2 separate regions of the Homo sapiens genome follow, and region 2 is linked to region 1. A link is a contact called in ENCODE Hi-C data. All regions are on one chromosome and are shown on one strand. Each heading gives the region's core, a stretch centred on a gene start or an enhancer-like site at or near the end of the contact. The rest is flanking DNA. Distances are from core to core; before and after follow the strand shown. Region 1 holds the start of DMRTA1 (DMRT like family A1). Region 2 overlaps CDKN2B-AS1 (CDKN2B and CDKN2A antisense cis and trans regulatory RNA 1).

What was found. A loop is a pair of places that touch in the nucleus more often than their neighbours do. Pooled maps may share reads with other maps.
Region 2: a map with no recorded cell type shows a loop between it and region 1 (4-fold over the local background). The contact joins the enhancer-like site here to the promoter of DMRTA1 in region 1. A Hi-C loop is called at or near these places in 2 of 168 maps with a recorded cell type or tissue (CD8-positive, alpha-beta T cell and IMR-90), 8 of 37 single-sample maps with no recorded cell type and 4 of 50 pooled maps.

The regions. Positions count from the first base shown.
Region 1 is chr9:22,445,560-22,448,102 of GRCh38, reverse strand. It overlaps DMRTA1 (DMRT like family A1), which reads right to left and starts at 1,279. Exons shown (of 2, transcript NM_022160.3): 1 at 371-1,279. The coding sequence starts at 1,037. RefSeq lists an enhancer at 604-1,103.
Region 2 is chr9:22,051,426-22,053,968 of GRCh38, reverse strand. All of the region lies in intron 6 of CDKN2B-AS1 (CDKN2B and CDKN2A antisense cis and trans regulatory RNA 1), which reads right to left. Among named protein-coding and RNA genes, the nearest start is that of CDKN2B, 43 kb to the right of the region's middle. Within about 2 kb of position 1,273, at least 5 of the 41 ENCODE cell types and tissues checked have a DNase peak (open chromatin) inside an H3K27ac peak, as active enhancers do.

The sequences.
Region 1 (2,543 bases), core at 30-2,529:
CACAGCACCTCTTACGAAGCTTTTCGCTCAATGCCTGCTTGAAGTTCTACTCACACAGTGAAAGTCAAATCAACTTCCGAGTAAATAACTCTACTCCTAGGGTGAATTGCTCATTTGTTACCACCCATGCTTCATTTTTTCATTATCTCATCCTATCACCTGAGGGAACAACAGTAAATTCCTCCAAAGTGAAGGCGATGGGGTCTCTCACACTCTCATTAATGTCCATATTGCTGAGCAGTTCCCCAAAACTTAAAGTGTTTCTTTTAAACAACTATTCCTGCCCGCCTATGGACACGGTGGCTTGTTTCAGAGTTTCTTTCCAGAACAACCATTCCTTGAGCAAAGAGTAAATCAAAGACCAACTCACCTTGTTTTTCCTCAGGATAATCTTGCTGGAAAACTTCGAAAGCGGGGGTCGCGGAACCACTGGCCTGTCTCAAGGCACCCAGTCCCAGCGCAGCCCCCGCCGCAGGGCCGCCCGTGGACTGTGGATTCTCGGCTCTGCCGCCGCCCCCGGATGCCCGACCACCGGGGGGCCAGGAGAGCCCCGAGCACAGGAGCCTCTGTAGCCCCCGGGCTTCGCTCTCCTCCTGCGCCTGCTGCCTGCGCAGCGCCACCTGGGCGGCCATGACGCGCTGGCGCTCGGCGATCAGGGTGCACTTGGCACACGCGCAGTCCCGCCAGCGGCAGAAGCGCTTGTGGCCCTTGAGCGCTGACACCACACCATGGTTACGACAGCGGGCGCACTTGGGCGTCCGCGGGTAGCCGCAGCCCACCGCGCCTACCCCGCTCTCCAGCCCGGGAGCCGGCGGGCAGCCTCCGCTTCCCGAGGTGGCGGCAGCGGCGGCGGCGGCCGCGGCCGCTGCTCGCAGAAAGAGGCTGGGCGGCCGCAGGAACGCTGGGGGAACCTGCATCCCCGATGGTACCGGCAACGCCGGGGACGGGGGCGGAGGGGCAGCCACCACTAGCCCAGGGGCCAAGTGAGGTCGGCCGCTAACGCCTCGGTCTCTGCTGCCACACTGTGACCGCTCCATTCCCGAGAAATTTCTGGCCGGGAGTCCCAAGTGGAAAGTGCGCTGACCGCAGCTAACCCTGCTGGGAGGCTGGGGAAGCCGGGGCAGGACGCGCCGTGGTCCTACTGAGCTCCACCCGCGCACGGACAAAAGTTTTACACTCTTTCCACTCGGAAGGAGTTGGGACGACCGCGTCCTGGAGCTGGAGACGCTGAGAGGTGCAGCTGTCCCGTGAGCCTGGCAGAGACCCCGGGCGCTAAGTTAATGCCTTTGTGCCTCCAGCCAAGAAGGCAAGGCTAGAGAGGCTACCCCGCCCACCCAGGCTCCCGGCCCAGCGCGGAAGCCGGGGGAGGGCCCGGGGCGGGGAGTGGGGACCTTCTGGGAGGAGGGCGGCGGGGAATCCGTCCAATGGGCTGCAAATGTCTCCTCCCCCAAAAAAAGCCCGTTTCTACTTGCTTCCCTAGGAGTTCTCGACGTCTATTTTTGTAAACTAGCCTTTGCAGCCTCCCCTTTTACTGCCCTTTTGAAATTAAGCAGAGTTTGAATTTCTCCTTTTCCCACTTCCACGCTTCTCCTAAGAAAGTCTGAAGATTTGGATTTTGAGTTCTCCTTTCGGGTTCCCAGATGAAGTCTTCATGTCTGCAGCAGTTTGGCCAATGTTAGTGGGATCCCAGCTTGATAGACTACGAATTTGTTACCCACCAGAAAGATGCCTTATTTTAAATGGGTCTTAGGACAGCATCAAAACAATGGATAAATAACTAAGGGAAGTGATTCACATTCAGATTCTTTTCATGCATTCTATTTATTTACACATGCGAATTTGGGTTGTGTGTACTCTATTTTAAAATACTGCTACTTTAAAAAAGTTATCAAACTCTTCTCTGCGCCTATTTATAGGCAGCGATTGTGTTAAAGCTGTTTCAAAAATACTTATGTCTATTGTAAAGTATTGGGGAAAGTCGTTTAGATCATTATTTAAATATGCTGTCATGAATGCATTCTTCACATATGAATTTAATGCCTTTAATTATAAGAAAAGACCATAAGGCGTTTAAGTCAAAAGAGCATCTGAGATAGAAAATTCATGAATGTTTATTCTTAATGGAAGGTAGCGTCAGCACTCTGCCAGCTCTTCAAGATGGTATCCAACTACCTTGGACAAGTTATTCATTTTCCATCCCTAAGATAGCAATTAATAATGATATTTTTACCATTCCACCTGTTCACATTCAGAGCAGATATTGCTGATCTATCTGGCCTTTCTCCTACCAACCTACTCAACACCATCACCACCACTACCATCCTCTCATACAAACATCCTATCGTAGAAGTTTTCCACCCTTCCTAAGAACTGGAACTACCTAGGGAACTTTTAAAAGAGATGGACACTCCAATCTACGTAATGTATTCTGATTCTTTTTGTCTGTGTCTTAAACTCTGAAGGTGAAAATTACATACAATGTTTAGAACTACCACTCAAGGAATTCCTAACCTCTGGGGGTTCTATGATATCCAACCTTTCTC
Region 2 (2,543 bases), core at 24-2,523, 390 kb after region 1:
TTTTTTTTTTTAATTTAAGGCTGCTTATTGCAAAGCCTGTGCTTTTTTGCTAAACCATCTCTTTTTCTGTTACGTATGTCCTAAGTAAAAATCCTTATTTTTTCCTTCGATGGCTGTAACAATTAGCTAGTGACGGTCTACAAGACATCAAGGAGGACCTAAGGAATAAAATACAGCAATCAGGTCTAAAACAAATATATGTTGCTATTTCTTCTTTGTATGCACCATAGTAGTATACTGTATTTCCATTAGAAGTTATGTTAATAAGAAAATTTTTGAATGTTCTTGCTCCAAACATCAGCATATACTTGCATTCTCTTACACTGGGAAGAAAGAAAGTGGTAGAAAGAAGTCATCTGGAAGGTAGCTCTGGCTACGAGTTGGAGGAAAAGGGAAGAGAGAGAAAAACAAGTTATCAGTGGTACACATAGTCAGGGCCAAAACTTTATAAACCAAACAGAATTTCCACAGACCTAATGATCACTGGGAATTATCTGCCAAGCTGCTAGGTGAAACATGCTGAAAAACAGCCTGGGCCTATGGCAAACATGTTTAGCTTTATGATTTTCTTCATCCCCTCTTCTGACTTGCACAATGTTGCCCCCAACTGTCTTCTAAAACTAATCACTCTTTCATGGTCAATGGAAACTTAGAAACCTAGATTCTCAAACGTTTGCTAAAAAAGCCCAGGTCTTTCTAGACATCTGTAGATAGATAAATAACCTAGTGATAAAGAATATACATTCTGTTCAGGTCCATCCTCCAGCTCCGTCCCATATTAATTGTGTGATAATCCAAACTGGTTGTTTTGTGCTAAGATTCCTACTTCCTGCACTTTCAGATTCACATACTCAGAGCTAGAAAACTTTTGAGAGTACAAGGTGATAACTACTGCAAATTCACAGAAGATTACATAAGTATAAATAGTCAACCTAACCTCCCTCTTCCTCTAACATTTTCTCACAAAACTAAAAAGTTTGGAAACTCCTTTTCTTAATGCTGGCGCCAGTTCAGCCACACTCTAGAAGGTATTGGTTTCATGAACTACAATGTGGAATCATCAAAATAAAGGGGCAGGATGAGAAAAAATGACAGCATGGGGCTTTGTGGTGTGTAGATTTAGTTGCTCATACAAGAACCTGGGAGGGGGAACCCCCCAAAAGATTAGTCACTTCATTTTATGTTGAGAACCCAATTCAGGTTAACAAAGTGTTGCCAACAAAGGAGATGAGAAAATGGCAGTATTCACTTGCTCTGGACTGAATAAACAAATGCGGGATTTGTGGGCTGACTAATGTCCTGGGATAAACCAGGCAGTCAGCCAAATTCTACGAGTTTTGATGAAAAGACAGCAAGCCCACACTTTTCTTCATGAAGAGTGCTCTGTGGGAGTATTGATGTCCACATGGGCAGCCTGGGTCTTCAACTTGCCTTAAAGATTCGCCCTTATCCAGCCACAGGAAATTCTCAATGCTTCTGTAATTGAAAACCTAGATCAAATGACAGAAGCTAAATTCCTTCTTCTTGAGAAGTGTTATCTGTCATGCATCTCTTTGTAGAAACGTGTTATCATTGTCCTTTTTTAAGCACTACATTACTCTGAAAATATACAGTTAGGTCACTAAAATGTGACTCTAGCTTTTCATTCATTCATTTCATTCACTGAATGCCTGCTATGCTCTAGGGACCATGTAGGGCTTTGTATATAGAACACTTAATGAGTCAGACATTGAAGCCCCCCATCCAGCCTCGAAATTCCAAGGGCACTGAAAAAAGTAAAATAGTACTTGTAATTTCATTGGGGGAAACTATTAAAATTTGAAATATTTTGGTGAGAGAGGCAATAAGTTTTTCAATTAAGGTCTTAATACAAGGTTGTAGGGAAGTCAGAAATGAGAATGTGGAGTTTCCTTTAATCTGGCCACCAGGATCCCCCACCATGATGTGAGGACCACAGTCATGATTTAACCTCAGGCTAAAATGGATTTTATTACAAACTGTGCAGCTAGTGAAATGTCAAGGGTTGTTTCACAGGATCTTAACTAACACAAGAAAAACTTCCTAGCAGCAGCTGATGCAAACTCCTTTAAATGTATACGTCTAATTTATCTATCCAGATAATAAATATACGTGGTATATGCAGGCTGAAAACAAAATCCCTGGAGTGTTTCGATGTGAGTATAATATACCTAGAAGCAAAAACTTCACTGATATAAAGGATGCATTTTATGAGTCTCCACAAAAATCTCCAACTTTTTATGAAATGTAAGGCCTTCTTAAGTAGTGTTTACTACATACAGCTTTCATAGTTCCTATATGAATACCTACTCTCCATGATTTATCAGCCTTCTAGAGTCCCAGTAGGATGCTGCCAAATTGCAAATTTGGAGAATTAGTTTTAAGAAACATTGTATATAACTGCCTTTGGAAGAAAATTCAGGTAGATTAGCAAAGATTTTAAGCAAGTCCTTTCACAAAAACCTGCAGAATTTCAAGGAGTCTGGGGTTTATGAAATCATCAAATCAATACCAAGTTTAACACA